Regions from separate parts of the Homo sapiens genome. Here region 2 is linked to region 1. A link is an interaction called in ENCODE POLR2A ChIA-PET data of the cell type or tissue named here. Cell type or tissue: PC-3. All regions are shown on one strand. Each heading gives the region's core, and the rest is flanking DNA. Links, peaks and the distances in the headings are about the cores only. Region 1 overlaps UBE2E3 (ubiquitin conjugating enzyme E2 E3). Region 2 has its middle 8.3 kb from the start of EPCART.

The links. ChIA-PET counts read pairs that join two places held together with the same protein. Peaks named below come from ENCODE experiments on the same cell type or tissue, not always from the same donor. Only the 100,000 strongest peaks of a DNase experiment are listed, where the experiment ranks them.
Region 2: POLR2A ChIA-PET joins it to region 1 with 5 read pairs; 3 of 35 experiments call an interaction of 5 or more read pairs at or near these places.

The regions. Positions count from the first base shown.
Region 1 is chr2:180,998,497-181,002,907 of GRCh38, forward strand. The region is part of intron 3 of UBE2E3 (ubiquitin conjugating enzyme E2 E3); the gene reads left to right. Among named protein-coding and RNA genes, the nearest start is that of UBE2E3-DT, 20 kb to the left of the region's middle. In PC-3, for the core only: no CTCF peak of the experiment used is centred there; no DNase peak of the experiment used is centred there.
Region 2 is chr2:180,131,281-180,135,691 of GRCh38, forward strand. No RefSeq gene overlaps it. Among named protein-coding and RNA genes, the nearest start is that of EPCART, 8.3 kb to the left of the region's middle. In PC-3, for the core only: no CTCF peak of the experiment used is centred there; a DNase peak (open chromatin) is centred at 2,671; H3K27ac peaks cover 1,468 bases.

The DNA.
Region 1 (4,411 bases), core at 136-4,135:
CTCTGTGATGCTATGGAAGAACAATTAAGATCATGTTTCCTACTTGATTTTAGTTGCTAGTCATTTCTTAATCTAAGCACCCCCTATAATTTACCTATGTCATCATGCAAAATCACCATTGGTAATAATGTGGGGGCGGGGGAAGTCTATACAAGAATATTAAGGCCCTGTGCGTGAGCATGTCTATAGTTAAAGACTTAATGAGAAAGCATCAAATTGTGGTGCAAACAGCTGAAAGTAGAAGTAAATCAGAACGTAATAAGATGCAACTTTGGAGGAGCTCAAAGCAACAGATACGTTTTTATCCAAAAAGGAGTAAAACAAAAAAATCGTCAACGGCAGTTCCTTCAGATAATCAACAGATGATTCATTTGAAAACCATAATTAACTAGGTTGTTTGTAAAATAACTTTTTTCAATTTATACTTTTTAATGTTTATTAAATTACTTTTCTCTATAGATATGCAGATAAGATGTTTTAAATGTGTAAGTGGTATAAATGTCCCATGTGTCTTTTATTCTAGAGCATAAGAAAAGATGGGAAGCTACCTCAAACTTGTTTTGAGGCAAATGTAGTATGAATCCCTAAACATAACACCAGTACTGCTAAATGACAGTTATCTAATCTCACTGATGAACAAGAATATGAAAATTATAAAAGGTCGAATTTATTTATTATGATAAGAGAATAATACCCCTCCACAAAGGGTATTACATGACCGCAAAGAATGGCAGTTCCTAGTACTCTGACGTTCCACAGTAGGCTAAAGAAGAAAAACTGAACATTTCAAGAAATACCACAATACCAAAAAAAGCATTTGGTATAGTTTATCTCCTCACCAGTTGTGAGCCTTTTGGTTGTTTCCACCTTTTGGGTACTGTGAATAGTGTTGCTGTGAAGGATTCACAAATACACATCTGTTTGAATACGTGGTTTTATTTCTTCACTGTATATTCCTAGGAGTGGAATTGCTGTGTCATATGATAATTTCTCTGTCTTTGTGAGGAAACATTGAACTGCTTTTCACAAAAGCTGTACCATTTTACTTTCCCAGCGGCGTATGAGGGTTCCAATTTGTCCACATCCTTGCCATACTTATTTTTTGTTTTTTTTCATTATAGGCACCCTCCCGCCCTCCACCCCTCCCAAAAAAAAAGAAAACCAAAATATAAAACAGACCTTGTTGTACATCAAGGACATCCACATGACTCAGATAAAGGGCTTTGGACTTAGACAAATGGAAGTTCAAGTCTTGGCTTTACAATTGAGTAACTGTAAAAGCTTGAGCAAGTTATCTCCTCTGATTCTCAGAAATGTGAATAATACCTGTTTCATCATTCTTAAGTGTTTTAGATATTATGTAACTGGTATATTTTACATATAATGATATAAAAAGCAGTTATATGGACAAATAAACAGGCATGTTTATGAAAGAACATTTTGAAAAATGAAGTATTAAAACCAGTTGTAATAACAAGATATACTTTTGAAAGTGGTTCTGGCCCACAAATAGCAATGATCAGTGATACAGAATAAAGAATATTAATACAGTTTGGTGATTGTTTTGTGTTTCCAGCTGCCTTTTGCAATTTTTGTTCTTGGCATTTAACCCAATTTCTAGATGTATTAGATACATACATATTTATAGTTTTAAAGTTTTGTTCACTAGGTGTTCAGAATAAGACTCACTGTATTATAAAACAAACACCTCTTTAAAAAATCTATTAAAGTAGCTTTCTACAACATGGGGTTAAGATTATTAAGTGACATTGGGATACATGAATAGTGATTTAAAAAACTGTTAATCACAACTTCTATAATCTAAACATAAGATGGATGAAAATCTTACATTTTGTAAAGGGTTAAGCTATTGGAAAACTTTGCAAATAGGCATATATATTACTGGTTGAATCTAAAATGTTAACACTGTACAACTCCAGGGGGTACCATTCATACTGTACTCTGTATTCAGCATAGCACAGCACAGAGTAAGTATAGTATAAATGGTATCCCCTGAGTTGTATAGTGTGGTGGCCAGGATTAGACCTTAAAGAATAACCTTTTTTTTTTTTTTTTGAGACAGAGTCTCGCTCTGTCGCCCAGGCTGCAGTGCAGTGGCTTGATCTCAGCTCACTGCAAGCTCTGTCTCCCGGGTTCACGCCATTCTCCTGCCTCAGCCTCCTGAGTAGCTGGGACTACAGGCGCCCACCACCACACCTGACTAATTTTTTGTATTTTTAGTAGAGATGGGGTTTCACCGTGTTAGCCAGGATGGTCTCGATCTCCTGATCGTGTGATCCGACCACCTCGGGCTTCCAAAGTGAGAGTAACTTTTTAAATTCATAAGCAAAATCGTAAAGGCATTGATTGAAACTGTTACGTAAAGTAAGAATTCTTGTGCTTTGAAAAGGAACAAAATTTTAAGCACATTAGCATTTGATGTGTGTTTAAAATATTTGCATCAACATTACAAATAATGTATGTTGTGCATCATCAACTCATATCAGTAATGAAGATATTAAGATTTACTGTGATGAGATGGAGAATATGACACACTGACTCTTAAAGAGGCAAAAATTGGAAACAACTTGGGACAATTTGCATTACTTGGACTCTTTCAGAAACCTGTTGAAAGTTTTGAACCACTACTTCAGAAGAATGCTTAAGAATTTTTGGTTTTCTGTACTCCAGAGTTCCTTTAAAGCTCTAGTGTTTTAGAAACATGAGTTACTACATTTAATGTAAATTAGAGTGAGGAAATGAAATGAGGTAAAATATGTCACTTAATCAGGAAAGAGAGGTGGGAGAGAAATACAGAGTAGCCTCCAGAAAGTTGAGAGCTTGGATTTCGAAAGTAGAATTTTCGAGCTTCTTAAATGGCTGGGGAAAAGAAACATACAATTATGTTTTGCCTTGAGTCCCAGAAGTCCTCCACCCCCCACACCCCCAACTGTGAATGTAGAGGGTGGGACATCAAGAAGTGGAAATACAACAAAAGAGACAATTTGGAGAAGGGATGGATTGATACAGCACCAGATAAGTAGGTTTGCTTAAGCATAAGAGAAGGAATAGGCAGAAAAGTGAAGAAAAAAATAAAGGAGATTAGGAGCCTGAAATGGCCTAAGAGCCCTGTCAAAACTGAAGGTAAGGATTCTTACATGTAAAGGCCATAGGAAATCTTTACAGGGTATTGAAAAGAGGAGCTGGGATTTCGAAGGTGACAGATTAGCATATAACCAGTTGTGGTGGTTATAGAGACTTGGGTAACAAATTGGGGAGGGCGGAGAGAAAGAGAACAAGCTGGATGCAGTTCACCTTTCATATCTGTTAATATACTGTTTTCAAGTATGGATGAGGGGATTTTAAATTTTTATTATTTTTTAATCATCTAAAATGGCAAGACTGTCTTTACTATTAAGTATTTGTTGACGAAAAGAAATGTGTTTGTACATGTCTTTGCTTTAATAATGGAAGTTTACAAAGAAGTTGTAGTTTTCCAGCTGTTGCATATGGAGATTGAAGGGCTTGAATATCCCAAGCAGCAGACAGTACAGTATCATAGAAGCCTAGTTGGCATTAGCTAGAAATACATATGGCCTTCCACACCTAGCATTTGCTGGCAAATGAAATAGTAGGGATGAGGTTGACTTTATGGCTGGCCTACTGATCACATCTGGAATGTTTTAATGGATTTCTTTTTTTACTGAAAATGTATGCATATCACTTGTTGGCTGCATAAGAGTACTAGTACACAATTAACAATATAATGCCCTTTGATCTAGTTTCATGTTTAATCTATATTATTCATTAATGTTTATTTTCTGTTGCTCACTGCGTTAGGTAAGGCATCCTAAGAGGTTGTATGAAAAAGTATAGAAGGATAAAGTACATAGAGAATGTTTAAGCTGGCAGATACCTATCAATTCACAATACTTTTTTTGAAGACAAACTTAGGAATGATTACGAACGAAGAAAACCCTCTAAATTCATAGATTTGATTGCCATGATTTACAACAGTGCTTTCCAATAAAAATGTAATGCATACCACGTATGTAATTTTCAGTTTTCTAGTAGCCACATTAGAATTTAAAACAAAGGAAATGAATTTTAAGATTTTTAAACTCAAATATGAAAAATTACTAATGTAATATAAAAATTAATGAGATATTTCATAATTTTTTTGTACAGTGTTTTTGAAATGTAGTGTTAAAATATACACCACCTTTTAAGGACTTAAAATAGCCACAGGTAGCTAGTGGCTACTGTATTAGCAGAGATTTACAATTGCTGCTCTGTGTTCTTTCACTTATCTTCGATTATCTTTTGTTCCCTCTTACCTCTTTTTATTGTGCATAGATTTCAAGAACTGGGGCACACCCCAGTTTGTGAAAAGATGGACAACCTTTCTTGG
Region 2 (4,411 bases), core at 304-4,303, 870 kb before region 1:
CTAGATTTTGAACTTGTGGATCACGAATAATTATTTTTCTCATGCTAGCCAGAGCTATTCCACTATAGGCTATTTTACAATTTTTCTTGAGTCTAGTATAGTATTTGATAATCCTCAGTGTCACAAGAACAACCTTCCTCAATAGTAGCTTATTCAAATAATTAATTTGTTCTTATTGTTTTCTTGGTAGAAAAGGAGAATATTTGGCTACCCTGGTTATAAATACCCTAAATATTAGAAAATGACTCATTGATTCAGATAGACGTTTTCCCCATTTTAAAATCTCTGAAATCGGAATGCGTATTAGAATCAAAGACATCTTACATTTACAATTTTCAGTGTTTTATTCTTTCTTAGTGATACATAGAGTAATGATATATCATGCAATCAATAATGTTATCGATTTAAATGAAATATAACTAAATTAAATTTGGATTTAATAGTGATTCAACAATTTATGTTTCCAAGATTAGAAAACAGTTCTTATTTTATGGTTACTTGTACAGTCAAGATTCTTGAGCCATTTTTACACACTAAAAGCTCAACATATTTTGAATATAATAAAATAGAAAACAATATATAGTGGAAATTCATCATAGTTTAGAAACAATCTAGACATGCTGCTCAGGAAATTGTTCACTTCTGGCTCTAATCGAATTTATTTTGATCAAGGTTCTCAAGTTACTTGCTCTATTCCTGGAGGACATTTTAAAAAATAATCATAAAACATTAAAATTGATTATGAAAATAAGAAAATATCTCACATATAGGGTTTTACAGCCATGTGTTGGGTATATAAAAGCAATTTTGTAGGTGACTTTGGGCTAGTCACTTAATATAGAGTTGGGATAGTGACTGAAACATCATATTCACATAGCAATCATTTATATATGTGTATAATTGGAGAGCAAATTTCTCTGTAAGGGTAGGCTACCTGATGCTTTTAAAAATATATATGATGAAGACTGAACCAAAGTCTGTGTTTGCTGGTAAATTTCCTTGTAGTGTGCATAGGCATTTTCCATTATTCCAAAAACTCTAAAATTGCTTTCAAAATAACAATTTATTCCGAATTGTTTTTCTTGTTAATAAGTTTTTTTGATGCTTATAAAAATATTTTATGATAAATGTTGAGAAGGGTACATTTCTAGTGTGACTTCTTCATGATTTGTTACTCTTCCACCCCAATAAGAAATTAAACTCTAATTTCCTAATAATCTCTATCAGCTCTTTATGTGTAGTGCTCATGTGCAAAGGTCATGGTGGTTATAATTGATTGATTATTGACTAATTCAACAATGCATTCTATGTGTCAGGCACTCCTTAAGGCACTGAGGATACATCAGAGAACAAAAGAGATAAAAATCCCTGTCCTCATGGAGCTTACTTTCTGGAAGAGGGAAGTCAATCCTAAACACATGAAGTATGTTAGAGCATTATAAGTGCCGTACAGAAAATAAAACACAATAAGAAGGATAGAAAACTCTAGGTGAAAAAGGTTCTGTTGGAAAGAAATATTTTTCCTTACCATCTTTTAGGTTCAGGACCTGGGGTCTGCAAATTAAACTGATAAAAGATAGATTGCCAGGAGGAAAAAAAAACCCAGGTTATTTATGTATGCAATGCACATACATGTGGGAGAGCTCAGTGAGGAGTAACTTTAATGGGATGGTTAAAACTTGGGGCTTATATAACATCTCAACATAGGATGATAAATTGTGGAGAAGTGACTAGATGAAGGAAAGGGAAGGTGTGGGCTAGTAGGGGGAGTAAATTGTGAGAAGGTAAATATAAGGAGGAGATAAGGGTTATTTAGTAAGGTTTGTTATGTGGACTCAAGTTGGTGCCATCTCTAGTAATGAATCTTCTCTTCATGAAAAAGGGGAAGAAGGACATTTTACAAAGGAAAATGTATTTCCTGCTTTTAGACAAAAAAAAAAAAAAAAAAAAAGTAGGACAGAAAGCCCTTCCTCTATGTGCTGTTTCTCAATTGTCTTCAGTTCAAAATAATTCTTATGGCATATTTTTGGGTAGCATATACTAATTCCTTTCAGTTCCAATCGTAAACAGGGTATGTGGGCTAAACTTCGTTGAGAAAGTAACCTGTGGGCAAAGACTTGAACATAGAAAGGTTGTGAGAAGAAGGTTCTGGGACAAGAGAATAGGAAGCGCCATGCAAAAGCTGAGATGGAAGAGGACTGCTAGTGCTCAAGGTGAAGAAGGAAAGTAAAGGGAAGTTAGATTTTAGGCGAGCATTGGCTTTTTACCCTAAGAAAAATGGGAGAGTTAGTAGAGGTTTTTAGCCAAGAAATGGCATGATTGACCATTTAAAATCATCACTGGCAAATAACATCAGGTTTTATTGTTACATTAGCAGTTTTCTATGACAATACAAGGTGCATAAGTGGAGAGGCCATAGGTTAGACCTGCATTTTAGATTAAAACTTGTACAAAGAATTTTGGGTTGCAATGTTCTAGTCCTTGGGACACAAAATAGTCATGCCCACTAACAACCACCCTTCTTCAAGAACTATATTAAGCTCCTTAAGGAAAGTGACTCTAAATTCTGTATTTCTGTTTTTACTGTACCCTCACATACTGTGTCTGTGTGCACAGTGACTGGCACTGTTTGCCTCTCTGCAGATTGACTCATGAGGGGTGGAGGTCCTATACACATGATGGAATGTGTGCCAAGGCTCAATCTCCATCGTCCAGATTTGGTTGTTAAATGACTCAACAAAATTATTTACCCATATATTGGACCCTATGCTATGTTCTGAGAGTATAAGCATAATTGACAAATGGCTTCCTCCTCAATAAGCTCATGGCCTCATGAGGAGGTAAGAGAGCCATATGTTGAGATTTTTGCTGTTTTCACTAGACAGGAAACAAATATATCTCTGTTGTATTTTTTTTTTTTTTTGGTGAGTACTTTAAGATAATATACTAGTAGGATTTTTTCTGAAGAAGCTGAGGAAATGTCTTCTGCTAAATGTCTTATCATAAATGTACTTAGGCTATTTAAACAGTTAAATATGTAAGTGGTAAAGTTAAATTACTTAACATGTATGTGGCCCTTTCTTTCCAAAGGCTAGATATTTGCTGTGCACTCTGAAGTTGATATCCTTCATCATGCTTCAGTGACTTTAAATCTGTATTTTATGTCTGAATAATTTCTTTGATTTTTGGTTGAGTCCACTAAGAATTAGTTTGTTTTCTAAATATAAAAATAGAAAAACTTAGACTTTCTGCTTAAGATTATTTGGAAAAATATGCTTACAAGTAATTAATCCTACTATGAGGTGATTTCATAGCTATATTACTCTCTTCGGTTCTACCTAGGGTAACACAATATTTTTGCCACCTGGTAACCATTTAGTGGCTTGCTGTCTGTCAAATTGGAGTCATTAATCCAAGATCCACAAAACACTGACCTCATCAAGAACTATCAACCACATTTATCACACAGCGAGCAGTAATTAATACCCTCACTGTACATCTCAGCAGATGCCAAGTGGTAACCGTGCCCAGAGACAGAGCCATTTGGTGGTGGTCTGAGCGTGGTATTCTTTTAGGATAAATTGAGACATATTGGTAAGAAGCTTGCTGTCTATATACATGAGAAAACTAAGGACTCTCTTTGTGTATCTAGCAGTATTGCTTTGAGCATGCCCAATGGTTGTGTGGATTTCCTTGATGCACCTGGATAAAGCTAATTACCTTTGCTACTACAGTGCCTTTGATGTATTTCCCTTAAGCATTTTTCACAGAGATTTCCCATTAGGTACTCTCTCTTTCTCCTACTAGTCTGTGAGTACCTAGAAGACTGAATGTATGTTGTATTTATATTTCTAACTCTGAACCAGCACAGTTCCTGGCACTTGTTACTATGTCATTGGTACCTGTTAAATAAATGACTGACTATGCTGCATATGAATAGGCAATACACACAAATGGACTGGGATAAAGGTGTGAGCTTCTCAGGTGTAGGCTGGATGGTGTTATATTAATATTCTGGTTGCCTTGCCATGTGTTGGGCACAGAAAAAGTGCTCAATAAATACTCATTGAATGTACTTCTTGACAAGACTTCAGCAGGCTGCTCACTGCAGCCTCAACATCCCAGGTTCGAGCCATCCTCCCAACTAAGCCTCCCGAGTAGCTGGTACTACAAGCATGTGCTGCCACACCCTGCTAATTTTTGTTTTGTTTTGTAGAAACAGGGTTTCTCCATGTTGCCCAGGCTTGTCTCAAACTCCTGAGCTCAAGCAATCCGCCAGCCTCAGCCTCCCAAAGTGCTGAGATTACAGGTGTGGGCCACTGTGCCTGGCTCACCAAGTAAATTTTTAAAGGATATATTAATGTTAAAGTAAAAAGTATTCTGTAAGAGATTGGGAACTATTTTAAAAAGA